Linked DNA regions of Homo sapiens: region 1 is linked to region 2. The links are chromatin contacts, found by Hi-C in ENCODE. All regions are on one chromosome and are shown on one strand. The core of a region is the stretch at or near the end of the contact, and the rest is flanking DNA. Distances in the headings are between cores, read along the strand shown. Region 1 has its middle 80 kb from the start of MIR3122. Region 2 has its middle 25 kb from the start of NEK2-DT.

Region 1 (7,159 bases), core at 4,027-6,526, 460 kb after region 2:
TGTCCTGCAGTAGTATTTAGAATATAGAGGAAAAATATTTTCTAAAAATGGACAACCTGAGTGAAGAGTTTGTAGCTTTAAAGATACCTTTCCCTGGAAGTTTTAGCCTCTACTTTTTTAATTGTCCCAGTTGGAAACCTGGGGAGATTTTTATCATCTGTGAGGTCGAGCTGTTTATTTATTTACTATATTTTTCCCATCACCTCCTGTTGCAACTGCTGCAATTCATACTGGGTGGTGTGTGAGGAGATGAGGCTGGGATTAAGAGGGGAAAGATTGGCAAGGAAGCCAACCTATGAAACAGAGAAAGATTGGGGCACACTGCTAAATGAAAGTGTATTTGACTTTCCATGACTTTATTTAAATTTGCATTTTTTTATTATGAAAATAATATATGTGGCCAGGAAGGGTGCCTCAAACATGTAATCCCAGCAATTTGGGAGGCCAAGGTGGGTGGAGCACTTGAGGTCAGGAGTTCGAGACCAGCCTGGGCAATATGGTGAAAGCTCATCTCTACTAAAAATACAAAAATTAGCTGGGTGAGTTGGTGCACACCTGTAATCCCAGCTACTTAGGAGGCTGAGGCATGAGAATCGCTTGAACCCAGGAGGTGGAGGTTGCAGTGAGGTGAGATTGTGGCACTGCGTTCCAGCCTGGGCAACAGAGCAAGACTCAGTCTTAAAAAAAAAAAAAAAAGACAGAAAAGAAAAGAAAACCTGAAAATAATATTTGCACCTATTCAAATTTCTATTTTGTGATGATTAATTTTATGGGTCAACTTGAATGGGCCATGGGGTGCCCAGATATTTGGTTGAATATTATTCTGGGTTTGTTTGTGAGGGTGTTTCTGGATGAGATTAACATTTGAGTCAGTACACTGAGTCGAGTAGGCTACCCTCCATCATGCAGGTGGTCCTTGTTTAATTAATAAAAGGCCTGAATAGAACAAAAAGGCTGACCCTCTTGCAAGTCAGAGGGAATGCCTCTTGTTTGGCTGCTTGAACTGGAGCATCAATCTTTTCCTGCTTTTGGACTTGAATTGAAATATTGGCTTTTATTGAGTCTTGAGCCTTGAGCCTGCCAGCTTTTGGACTACAATTATGTCATCAGCTTTCCTAGGGAATGTTATGGACTGAATTGTGTCCCCCTAAAATTCATATGTTGAAGATCTAATTCCCAATGTGACTGCACTTTGAGATAGGGCTCTTAGGAGGAGATTAAGATTAAATTAAGTCAGAGGGTGGGGTTCTAATTGGACAGGATTGGTGGCCTTATAAGAAGAAGGGAGAGAGAGAAATCTTTCTCTCTCTCTCTGCCATGTGAAGACACAGCAAGAAGGTGGCTGTCTGTAAGCCAGGAAGAGAGCCCTCACCAGAAAACCATACTGGCACCCTAACCTCAGACTTCCAAACTCTAGAACTCTGAGAAAATTGTTCTGTTGTTTAAGCCACCCAGTCTGTTGTATCTTGTTATGGCAGCCCAAGCTGACTAATACACATTTTATTACCCCATGTAATAAAAGTAATTTAAGTACCCAGTGTAAAATAAATATAAATGCCTAGTGTAGAATTGTTCTCTTCCTCAGATAAGACCATGGTAAGCAGCTCCTTGTACATTTTTATAAAAAGTATGTATGCATATATAAGAATGTATCTTTTCTGTAAAAACAAAACAAAACAAAACAACACAACACAACACATACAGAATCATGCTATACATACTGTTATACATCTTGCTTTCTTCACCTAAAAATCTTCTTTGGCGATCACTCTTTATCAGTAGTATGATCATATGTCCCAGTTTGCCTGGGCCAGTCCTGGTTTACAGTTTTTGTCCCAGTGTAATTATCAGTAGAATCCCTTCCCACTCTCAAAAGAATCCTGGTTTGGATAAATCTCATAGTCACTCTATTTATCAGGCAAAATGAATCTGCCTTTTTGCTTTTAGTAAGTTTCATGGAATGGCGTATCACAGATACGTCAACTGTAACTAAATCATCTATTTATGAATAGTTATTCCTAGTTTTTTTTTTGTTTTTTTTTTTTTATGGAGGCTTGCTCTCTCCCAGGCTGAAGTGCAGTGGCATGACCTCTGCAACCTCTGCCTCCCAGTTTCAAGTGATTCTTGTGCCTCAGCCTCCGGAATAGGTGGGATTACAGGGGCCTGCCACTAGGCCCAGCTAATTTTTGTATTTTTAGTAGAGACGGGGTTTTGCCAGGTTGCCCAGGCTGGTCTCAAACTCTTGGGCTCAAGCGATCCACCCACCTCGGCCTCCCAAAGTTCTGGGATTACAGGCGTGAGCCACCTTGCCTGGCCCTTAGTTTTTAACTATTACAAAGAATTCAGCAGGGAGCCTCCTTCCTCATTCCCTTGAACCCCTGTGAGAGCACATGTGGAAGGCAAATTCTAGCAGTGAAAATTTCTGGGTCAAGAGTTTGTGCCTTTTACACTTTTCTGTAAAATAATATTATTTATTTATTTATTTATTTATTTATTTATTTATTTATTGAGATAGAGTCTCACTCTGTTGCCCAGGCTGGAGTGCAGTGGCAAAATCTTGGCTCACTACAACCTTTGCCTCCTGGGTTCAGGTGATTCTCCTGCCTCAGCCCCTCGAGTAGCTTGGACCACAGGCGTGCGCCACCACGCCGTGCTCATTTTTTTTTTATTTTTAGTAGAGATGGGTTTCCGCATGTTGGCCAGGCTGGTCTTGAACTCCCGACCTCAAATTATCCGTCCACCTTGGCCTCCCAAGTGCTGAGATTACAGTCATGAGCCACCACCCTAGGCCAAAATAATATTTTTATTTACTTTTTAATTGAAGTGTAATACGGCAGATCTTCAAACAATGTTGTTGTTTCATTATAACATTGATGAGAATAAAATGGATTCCCTGCTGGGGCTGCTGTCTGTGTGGAATTTGCATGTTTCCCCCATGTCTGCGTGGTTTTCTCCGGGTATTCCGGTTTCCTCCCACATCCCAAAGCTGTACCCGTGATGCTCATTGGTGTGCCTCAATGGTCCCAGTCTGAGTGAGAGTGGGTGTGTGTGTGAGTGTGTCCTGCGATAGGATGGTGTCCTGGCCAGGATGGGTTCCTGCCTTGTACCCCAAGCTGCCGGGATGGGCTCTGGCAACCAGAGATCCTGAACTGGAATAAGCGGGTAAATAGTGATCGTACTTGATTTTATTAATCTTCCTTAAATGTACTTATATGTAGCTCACATTTATTTAAACATTTCATATTAGAAGTGTTTTTGTCTTTATTTAGAAGCTGTTTCTGCGACCAGAAATATGCCGAAGGAACTTAACTCTTGTTTATACCCATTAGCCTATGGTAAAATTGGTTTCACCTAAAGTCTCAGTTTCCAAGAACCTACCGGGGAAGTTGTAAAGACTTACTGCATTTCATTGTATGACTATGCCAATTTATTCATCCACCATTGACATTTTGAACTCTAGCCAAATTCTTCTTCATGTGGGAGGAACTTCAGGCAGAGGAGCCAACCCAGGTGAACCAACCCAGATAGCTCTGCACACCTGCCTCACTCAGAGCCCAGGTCCTCCCACAGCTCTTTGGACGGATCAGGTCATTGCCCTCCTCACACAGTTCCAGTAGATTTCCTGCCTGGCTCCTTTCCTTCTCCTGAGGGTACCAAGCCCTCTTCCTCCAGAACGCATTGGCTGACTCTTCCACCACCGTGCCCACGGCGGGAGGGAACTTCTGGGGATCCCCACAGCATTCCCTACTTCTCATGTCCCTGCACACATCACTTGGAATTGTAATCCCTTCTTTAATTCCCATATTTCCAGTTGGACTGTATTTATTTCCTATTGCTACTATGAGAAGTTACCACAAAGTCAGTGGATTAGAAAGTATACATTTAATGTTCTATAGTTCTAGAGGTCAGAAGTCTGAAATGATTCTCACTGGGCTAAAATCATGGTGTCAGGTGTTCCTTCTGGAGGCTCTAGGGGAGAAACTTTTCTTGCCTTTTCTGGCCTTTAGAGACTGCCCTTGTTCCTAGGTTCCCTGGCCATCTTCAAAGCCATCAGTGGCTGATCAAGTCTTTCTCATATCACATCATTTTAACACTGAACTTCCATGTTTAAGGATCCTGTGATCCCACTGGGCCCGCCTGGATAATCCAGGATAATCTCCTGATTTTTTTTTTTTTTTTTTTTTTTTTTGAGGCAGGGTCTCACTCTATCGCCCAGGCTGGAGTGCTTGTGGCACAATTACGGCTCACTGAAGCCTTGACCTCCTGAGCTCAAGCAATCCTCCCATCTCAGCCTCTCAAGTAAGTGGGACTACAGGCACGTGCCACCATGCCTGGTTAATTTTTTTAAAAAAATTTGCAGAAACGAGGTCTCACTATGTTGCCTAGCTGGTCACGGAACTCCTGACCTCGCGGGATCCTCCCACCTCAGCCTCCCAAAGTGCTATGATTACAAGTATGAGCCACCACACTCAGCCAATCTCCCTATTTCAAAGTCAGTTAATTAGCAACCTTAGTTCTGCTTATAATCTAAATTCCCCCTTGCCATGTAGCATAGCAAAGTCATAGCATCTGAGGATAAGAATGTGTACGTCTCCAGGAGCCATTATTCTGCTTACCACAGACTCCAAGCTCTGTGAGGACAGAAATTATATCTCACTTTTTTTTAAGATGGAGTCTTGCTCTGTCGCCCAGGCTGAAGTGCAGTGGAGCGATCTCAGCTCACTACAACCTCCACCTCCCAGGTTCAAGCAATTCTCCTGCCTCAGCCTCCCAAGAAGATGGGATTACAGGTGTGCACCACCATGCCTGGCTAACTTTTGTATTTTTAGTAGAGGCAGGGTTTCACCATTTTGGCCAGACTAGTCTCGACCTCCTGACCTCAAGTGATCCACCTGCCTTGGCCTCCCAAAGTGCCGGCATTATCGGCGTGAGCCACTGCGCCTGGCCTATATCTCACTTCTGTTATACCTGCTTCATGTCTGTGCATTTCTTTCAGGTCAGGTAAAGAATCCTACCCTAGTTCTCTGCCAGATGGCACACTGCTATCTACTTATCAAAGCAGGCAAAGAAACCTCACTGTGGCTGTGAAAAAGGTGTTTTCCCGCAACCAGTCCTCTCACCAGCTGCAGACTCTTTTTCTAACAACATCATTTTTAGCCTGAGAATGTTGAAGACAGGGACAGTTACAGGTGTCTTTCAGGGCAAGAACCACGTCATTCATCTGCGTGTTGCCTATCACAGGGCCTGGTACACTTTCAGAACTCAATGCTTGTATGTTGAGTGGGTAGAGGTGGAGCCAGAGTCCAACTGGGGCGGCCAAGCTGATAACAAGGTGACCAGTAGGTCACTGGGTCAGAGATCTAGAGCCCAGTTGGGGTGGCTCCTGTGTGACCACAAACTTCTGAGGCATACAATACTGTCAATCAGACTACCAGGGAGCCAGGTGGCCTTGGATTTGGTGAATCAGGCCAGGCAGGAAGTCAGCAGCAGGCAGACAAGGCAGTGCCCACATAGGCACCAAGAGAGGGGTTGGGGCCAAGTGGGTTCAAGAACCTGGTGTGAGTAGAAGCTGAAATGGAAGGGGCACATCAGAAACCTGCAGGAGAAAAGGAGCAACTTAACCAGAGGCAGCTTCCTGCACCATGACCCAGTACTGATATTGTCCTCTGCAGTGAGAATCAGCTCAGCTTAGCCACAGGCTCATGGGCCACAGCATGTGAGCGTGAGCAACAGCTGTGAGGGTCTCTGGTAGGCAGACTCTGAAACCAGAGGTGAGCTGAAAACAGTCACTTCAACAAGCAACAGTCACAGTAGATACGAAACTGAATAGGACAGTCACCACCCTTGGGAAGCTCATGGTCTAGCGCAACAGTCAGGCACCAAAAAACAATCTCATATATGGTGGTAAATGAGAACAAAAGGCTACCAGACTGAAAGCTTTAAAAAAAAAAAAAAGAAAAGAAAAGAAAAAAAAAAAAGGCCGGGCACGGTGGCTCATGCCTGTAATCCCAGCACTTTGGGAGGCCGAGGCGGGTGGATCATGAGGTCAGGAGATCGAGACCATCCTGGCTAACACGGTGAAACCCCGTCTCTACTAAAAAATACAAAAAATTAGCAGGGTGGGGCGGTGGGCACCTGTAGTCCCAGCTACACGGGAGGCTGAGGCAGGAGAATGGCGTGAACCCGGGAGGCGGAACTTGTAGTGAGCCGAGATTGCGCCACTGCACTCCAGCCTGGGCGACAGAGCCAGACTCCGTCTCAAAAAAATGAAGTAATTAATTTTAAAAAAAAGTCTCTTTTATCCTTTCCAATAATGCTTTGTGGTAGATATTATTTCTTCCACTTCATAGACAAGAAATGTGAGGCTCAGAGAGGATAAATAGCTTGCCCAAGGTCACACAGCTGTGTGTAGATCCAGTTTACAAACTCAGGTTTCTGTTACTCAAAAGTCCACACATCTCAGCTCTGAAGCTGAAGCTGTTTTTCTCTATCGCTGGGCATGTAGTAGGTATTCAGCAAATGACTCCTTTGAAGTAGATTTAGTTCTCATGCTCCTGTACTCTCCATGCATTTCTATTATAACTCTATTCTAGTCCCAAGCACTTGGTAGAATAAATATATTTCATTCATTCCAAACAGGCCTTAAAGTAGGATAATTTTGTGTTTCTGAGTGACAGGGACTATACCCTACCAACTTTTTTTTTTTTTTTTTTTTTGAGACGAGTTTCACTGTTGTTGCCCAGGCTGGAGTGCAATGGCGCGATCTTGGCTCACTGCAACCTTTGCCTTCCAGGCTCAAGCGATTCTCCTGCCTCAGCCCCCCGAGTAGCTGGGATTACAGGCGCCGGCCACCATGCCCTCTTGTTCGTTTGTTTGTTTGTATTTTTAGTAGAGACAGGGTTTCGCCATGTTGGCCAGGCTTGTCTCGAACTCCCGACCTCAGGTGATACACCCGCCTTGACCTTCCAAAGTGCTGGGATTACAGGCGTGAGCCACCGCGCCCGGCCCCCTACCAACTTTTTACCCTAACATACAGTAAGTGTTAACACCTGTGAGTGTGAGTGTGAGTGTGTGAAGGTTAACCTGGAAGCATTGTGCTTGATGGCCTAGAAAGGGAACAAAGAAAATCTTGGCTGCAATGGTCAGGGCTATTTTATTC
Region 2 (7,258 bases), core at 420-2,919:
AGAGAAAGTGACCTAAAATATATAGATACAGGAATTTAATACAAATATGACAGCACACACTTGAATATGATTTGTAGGTTCTGACAACTCAGATGAACCTGGCTTTTCATGAAATCAGCGCTAACCAAAGCGGGCATGTATAGCAATGGGAGCCCTTTCCTTCATCCCAACCTAGATCATTCCCTAATCCCTTTTCTATCCCATCCCACTCAGAACTCAGCTCTCAAGAAGCTCAGTTTCATGATGACCTTGAATTTAATCTACCTTCCCTCGGTGCTTTAAGAGTATTTTTTCTACACTAGATTGATTTACAATGCCTTGTTTGTTTCTTTGTAAGCATTCTTGAGCCTTTCTCAGGCGTCTATGTCAAGGCTTTACCTAAACTAATTGTATTGGGCCACAGCTGTGCACAGGGTAACCAAGAATTCTGGTCTCCCTGGGACCATCCCAGGTTTCAAGTCTGGGCAAACCTCTCAGCCCCAAGAAAACCAAGAGGGTTGGTCAGCTTAGCTATGAAGCTCCTCTTCAGAAGCCTTTCCAGCTGGTCATAGCTAGAGCAGTATTGTCAGTAAGTGGTGTAGACCCTCACATGTGGTCCTTGGAGAGCAACAAGGTGTCCCCTGGGAGCTTATTAGACATGCAGACTCTCAGGCCCCACCCGGCCCTGCTCATCAGAATCTGCTCTTCAGCACAGTCCCTGGGGGCTCCTATGCTTGTCACAGTGGAGAACAGCTGTGCTGGTGGGGAGACTTCCTGCTGAGAAACACAGTGTGGATGACATCTGCTTTTGAGGCACACTTCCAGGGGAGTCCCCCATTTGAACTTAGCCCAAAGCTTTTGGGAAGCCAGTAAAGCACTAGACTAGACCAATTTGAAACCATCCTAACTGGGGCAGAGATCAGTGATAGTCTCCAACAAGGCTCAGGAGGGCTGCAGGCATGTAGGGCACCCAGCAGAGCCCCCACACAGGCCTTTTCTCTCTGAGAATGCAAGGGAAAGAGAGGAATGGCCTCATATCTGCTCTAATTATACATACATATATATATATGTGTGTGTGTGTATCTCTATATATACACATTATATTATATATATACATTATATTTTTTATATGTGTGTGTATATATATATATATATATATATATGAAATTTTTTTTTTTTGAGACAAGATCTCAGTGTTGCCTAGGCTGGAGTGCTGTGGAGCAATCACAGCTCACTGCAGCCTTGACCTCCAGGCTCAAGCAATCCTCCCACCTCAGCCTCTCCAGTAGCTGGGACTACAGGCACTCGTTGCTAGGCCTGGCTAATTCGCTTTTATTTTTAGTAGCGACGGGGTCTCACCATGTTGCCCAGACTGGTCTCAAGCTCCAGAGCTCAAGTGATCCTCCTGCCTCAGCCTCCCAGAGTGCTGGGATTACAGGCGTGAGCCACTGCCACGGGCCTCTAATTTGCATATAATGACAAATGATTCACAGGTGTTGGCACCTTAACTATTGTTAGCTAGAAGTTATTTTTGACACCTCATTTCTGATCTTAATACCCTGCAGTTCTCAACTTGGGTGTTTATCAGAAGCTCTATAGAGCTTGTTGTTGTTGTTTTAAAATGCCTGGGGCACACCTCATACTTCCTGATTCAGGGTCTGTGGTGAGGGTCCAGGTTTCTGTAATTTGGGGATGTCCCCGGGTGGTTCTGAGGGGCACCCAGGGACAAGGCCACCAGGAGAGGATCCTGCGCCGCGTTCAGCCCTGGCCTCTCGCTGCCATGCTGCCTGTAACCAGGTGGGGGCGCCCTCTCCCTCCTGGAGCTGAAGGGACAGCGCCGCCGCTCACCTACCTGGACCCGCACGCTCTTTTTTGCAGAGGGAGGGAGGTGTGGTTTATGAGTCTGGACTCCGGAGAACTCAAACCCTCGGGAGGCCTAGAGACTGCGCAGTGTCCGGATATAGAAATATTGACCCCGTTACTGAAACAGTAACAGCAGACTGCAGCTTTTCATGCACAGAGATGTTCCCGAAGGTGCCACGGGGCCTGTTGGCCCAGGCCTGGGAGTGCTTTCTCAGAGCCCTTCACTCTGCACTTCAGTTTCCGCCCCCCGCCCCCCGTCCCCCGCCCGCTATGACTTGACTTTGAGAAGAGCTCAGGTGAGGTGAAGGCTCAGTGCAGGACTGTGGGACTTTTTCTCATAAAGTGTCATGAAAGCTCCTCCTAGGAGCCTTTGTGGACACAGCCTCCCCTACGGTGCCCTTGGGGCTTTAGAGGTGAGCTTCCAGGGGCCGGGCGACCCGCACTCCCTTCCCTCTAGACCAGATGGAACTGAAGGCGCTGCGGCTGAGGAGCTGCCTGTGGAGCACAGAGCGGGGCACAGCGACAGAGAGGGCAGGCAGGGGGCCTGGCTCCAGCCCCGGCTTCCTAGGAAGTTGTGACCCTACGGCCCTCTCGGGACTCAGCTGTCCTTTCCATGTAGGATGGGTTGGTGCAGGTGATCTCCGCCTTGTGCTCTGGCTTCAGCAAGCCGTGATTCCCCGAGTGCTTTCATGTGGAGAAGGGTCCCTGTCCGCTAATGCCCCGGCAGAGAATACACGCAGGGCACATGCGTGCAAACAGACTTAGGACCCAGGTTCTGAGGAGTACGTTCCGGAAAGCTCATCTGCCCTTCTTCCCTGCTGGAGGCACAGGCCACTCCCACCCCAGCAATGGTCCCAACACTGGGGACTCTCACCCATCAATGTCCTTGATGTGCCAGGCACTGTGCAAACTCTTTGCACATGAATCTCACTCCACCCTTCCCACAACTCCATGAGGAAGTATCACTATCCCCATTTTGTTTTATCTTAGTTTTAGAAGACAATTTTTATGTCAGTTTAAGCTATCAAATGTACCAGGTCTGCTGAAATGTATAATTTTTGCCTTTTTCCCTGTTGGACTAAAATAGGGCCAATTGTGTCACCATTTGGCTTATAAAGTATCAAGCATTTTTCCATTAAGAATGAACAGATCACCGGGTGTGGTGGCTCATGACTGTAATCCCAGCACTTTGGGAGGCAGAGGTGGGCGGATCACAAGGTCAGGAGTTCGAGACCAGCCTGGCCAATATGGTGAAGCCCTGTCTCTACTAAAAATACAACAATTTGCCGGGCATGGTGGCGTGCACCAGTAGTCCCAGCTACTCGGGAGGCTGAGGCAGAAGAATTGCTTGAACCTGGAAGGCAGAGATTACAGTGAGCCCAGATCGCGCCACTGCACTTCAGCCTGGGTGACAGAGCAAGACCCTGTCTCAATAAGAAAAGAAAGAAAGAAGGAAGGAAGGAAGGAAGGAAGGAAGGAAGGAAGGAAGGAAGGAAAGAAGAAGAAGAAAAAAGAAAAGAAAAGAAAAAAAGAATGAACAGATCTCCCCAGCACTTTGGGAGGCCCAGGCAGGAGAATCGCTTGACCCCAGGAGTCCGAGACCAATCTGGGCAACATAGTGAGACCCTGTCTCTACAAAAAAAGTTTAAAATTAGCTGGATGGGGTAGCACATGCCTGTGGTCCCAGCTACTCAGGGGAGCTGAGGAAGGAGGATCTCTTGAGCCTAGAAGGTCCAGGCTGCAGTGAGCCAAGATTGCACCACTGCACGGCACTCCAGCCTGAGAGATAGATCGAGACTCTGTCTCAAAAAAAAAAAAAAAAAAAAAAAAAAGATGAACAGATCTCAAGGTGGGACCAAATTAAGATTGGATTTTAAATCATCACCAAGTATTTAACACCTCTTTATCACATAACTGATTACCCTTAGAGGAAACTGAACTCTTCTAGAACATCAGTTACAGGCATGATTCAGTGTGACAGTGCATCGCAAAACAATGAATTCTAGGGTTTTTTGGTTGGGTTTGGTTGTTTGGCTGGTTGGTTTTTGTTTAGTTTTGTTTAGTTTTGTTTTGTGGGATTGGTTGTTTTGTCTGGTTTTGTTTGTCAAAAATTCTGGACATAAATGGCTCAAGATTTTGCTTAAAACTGCTGGAGCATCATCAATATATATTATTTCAAACTGCACCCTCACCTGCCCCACCCACCCTTCAGCCTCTGGGAATGGGAGTTGGGTGCTGGATTTTGAGGTCTGTGAAAACTCTTGAACAGTGAGATCTGATGAGCTTCTAGACTACAGAACACATGGAGGTGCTGGAGGGTGGGTGCCCAGAGAGGACGTGGAAGCCCTACCCCCTGCCCCACCCCTACCTCGCCCTATCCATCTCCCATCTAACTGTTCCTGAGTTGTGTCCTTTATAATAAGCTGGTAAATGTAGTGTTTCTCTGAGATCTGTGGGCCATTGAATCTGTGGGCCATTCTAGCAAATTATTGAGCCCAAGGGAGGGGGCCATTGGAACCGCTAACTTATAGCTGTTTGGTCAGAAATACCTGAGACCCAGACTTGCCATTGGCATCTGCAATGGGGGCAGTCTGGTGGGACTGAGCCCTGAAAGTGTGGGATCTGACAGGAGCTGCAGCTTGATAGTGTCAGAATTAAATTGTAGGACACCCAGTTGGTGTTGGAGAATTGGTCACTGGGGGAAATAACCCAGACCTCTGGTGTCAGAAATGTTGTGTGGGTGTAAAGAAACTGTTTTTCTCATCTACCCAAGACCTTGTTTTCTGGCTAACTCCTACTTGACCTTCAAAACCCAACTCACGGCTCACCTCCTGGGGATCCTTCCCTGATCCCCAAGGTGCGAGGTAGGTGGTGCTCTTACGTGTGTTCCCTGAGCACAAGCACATGTACTTACCTCTGTCAAAGCACGGAAGACACTAAATGGCCATGATCAATTTTTTTTTTTCTCTCTGAGTCTTAGAGAGCAAGACTGTGTCTTAGACAACTTGGGATCCCAACACCTGGAACACAGCTTGGCACATCACAAATGGGTAGTTTTGGTTTGTCAGTTCGATTACCTTGTATAGAGCCAGCGCTTGGAATAGCATGAGGTGTGGAAAGGAGCTGACGTGCTCACCTCATCAGTAAGGCGGCACAGCATGCTGGCACTAGTATGGGCTTTGCAAACAGTCAGACTTGGGTCCAAATCTCTGCTTTACCATAACTCACTAGTTGTGTGCCTCTGGGCAAGTGTTTTAACCTCTCTGAACTTCAGTTGTCTGGACAAGCAACCAGGCGAGTGAATAATGTAACTTGCGATAAGGAGGAGGGAGGAGCAGGTCTGGGGAGGAGGATGTCATTCCTGCAGCCTTCTGACTGGAAACTCCTGTAGACAATGGATAGATGATCTGGGAAGAAGACATTAGAGATCTGGGGTCACCAACAGGTAATGACAGTGGAAGCCACAGAGGTGAGTGAGGAGGAGGTGTCTGGAGGGGCAGGTGGAGGGGAGCCTGCAGGGTAGAGTGAGGTGAGCAGAGGGTCACAGGCGGACAGTCACCAGCGAAACAGAGTGTGCGGGGAGGGGGTCTCTATCTTCATGACTTTGCCAAGCTCCTATTCTGATGAATCTGAAACCAGCTAAATTCTGCAACATTCATTAAATGAGGAATCTAAAATAGCTCTCCAATAAATGATTTATGTAATTATTGGCTGCTGCTTTCATTAGGAGCTGTTGTTAACAGTGTTAAAAGTGAGGGTTTTTTTTAGCCTAATTGAATGAGAAAGAAAATTAGAATAGAGGAGCAAATTAGAGGTGTCCTCTTCTCCCCGCAATCCTGTGCAAGTATAAACACTGCCCACTGTGATTGTCTTGGAAGGAAGAGATGGGGGGTGGTGAAAGGGACTGAAATAGGGCCCCTAGGGCATGAGGAAAGATAGGTACCAGACAGCAGCAGCTCAACCTGGCCCAGCTGGGTCCATTTCCCAGAAATGACCTTCCTTTCTTTCTGTGCCAAATGAAAGAGGTAGTGGCGGGGTAGGGGGGAGGGGGTTATAATTTGTACCCACGATGGGACAGGCCCAGAAAGGGAAGTCCAAAATTGGAGGAGAAGCCATTCCTCTGGCCACTTTTGCTCTCGCCACGAGTGCAGCAAGCAAGGCTCTCTGAGGCAGCCTCCTCGGAGGACAGCTGTGTCCAGGACCTGCAGCACCTGAGCCAGGGGGCTTTACCTGGCCCCTCAGGCCCTCAGTCCTTATCTACCTGTCCAGGGAACAGCTGCAGCTGCATAAAAATTCCTGGGTGTGCGCCACTGCACTCCAGCCTGGGTGACAGAGCGAGACCCCATCTCAAAAAAAAAATAAAATTTCCCACAGTAAATGCGCTGCCTGGGACACATAGTCCCTGCTCACACAGCCTAAAGGTAAAGAGCTATGGAGAACAGGAGCCTCCCACGACCTTCTCAGCAGGCCTCACAGGTCACAGCTTCCCACTGCTTCCAACACAGCTTCCTAACAGACGAAAAGCCATTCAACAGAAGGCCTCCAGAAACTAAGGGAAAAGACCTATGTTTGTAAATTTTGCCTAGAAGCACAACTACTAACTATACCTCTGTTATGGGTTGAATTTTGTCCCTCAGAAAAGATATGTTGGAATCCTAGCCCTCAGTACTTCTCAATATGACTTTTATTTGGAAATAGGGTCTTTGCAGATGTATTTAGTTAAGATGAGATCATATTGGAATAGGATAGGCCCCTAATCCAATATGACTGGTGTCCTTATGAAAAGGAGAAATTTGGCTACAGACACACACACACACACACACAACCCCATGTAAAGATGAAGACAGATTGAGATGATTCGTCTCCAAGCCAAGGAACTCCAAAGATTTGCCTGCAAACCACCAAAAGCTAGGGGAGAGGACTGGAGCAGATTTCTCCCTCACAGCCCGCAGAGGGAACCCACGCTGCTGACACCTTGATCTTGGACTTCCAGCCTCTTGGACTGTGAAACGCTAAAGGTCTGTTATGTAAACCTCCCATTCCATTCTGTGCTACTATGTTACTGCAATCCAAGCAAACGAATGCATCTCTGTCCAGATTACTGTGTGGGCAGGACGCAGAGCGTTACACCTTTCACACCTGTGAAAAGGGGGCCTCTTTCAGAAGGAAGGAGGGGAAGCTGAGTTTCCCAGCTTCCCCTTGTGGTTTCTCTATCCAGCCAAATTTTGCAGCTGCTCCCAGCAAGTCACATGTGTCCCTACTCCACGATCTGCCCGTGACTGGCTCTGCACTTGTTTATTCACTTACTCATATTTCTTTGTCCACCTGTGCATTTGTTTTTTCGTTCACCCAACACATTCTCTTGCCCACACCTGTATGCCAGCTGCTGGTCCAGTTGCTGGGCACACAGCGCGAA

What was found. A loop is a pair of places that touch in the nucleus more often than their neighbours do. Pooled maps may share reads with other maps.
Region 1: a map with no recorded cell type shows a loop between it and region 2 (9-fold over the local background). The contact joins two enhancer-like sites. A Hi-C loop is called at or near these places in 4 of 37 single-sample maps with no recorded cell type and 5 of 50 pooled maps.

The regions. Positions count from the first base shown.
Region 1 is chr1:212,153,920-212,161,078 of GRCh38, forward strand. No RefSeq gene overlaps it. Among named protein-coding and RNA genes, the nearest start is that of MIR3122, 80 kb to the left of the region's middle. Within about 2 kb of position 5,277, at least 2 of the 41 ENCODE cell types and tissues checked have a DNase peak (open chromatin) inside an H3K27ac peak, as active enhancers do.
Region 2 is chr1:211,696,886-211,704,143 of GRCh38, forward strand. No RefSeq gene overlaps it. Among named protein-coding and RNA genes, the nearest start is that of NEK2-DT, 25 kb to the left of the region's middle. RefSeq lists a silencer at 2,081-2,140. Within about 2 kb of position 1,670, at least 3 of the 41 ENCODE cell types and tissues checked have a DNase peak (open chromatin) inside an H3K27ac peak, as active enhancers do.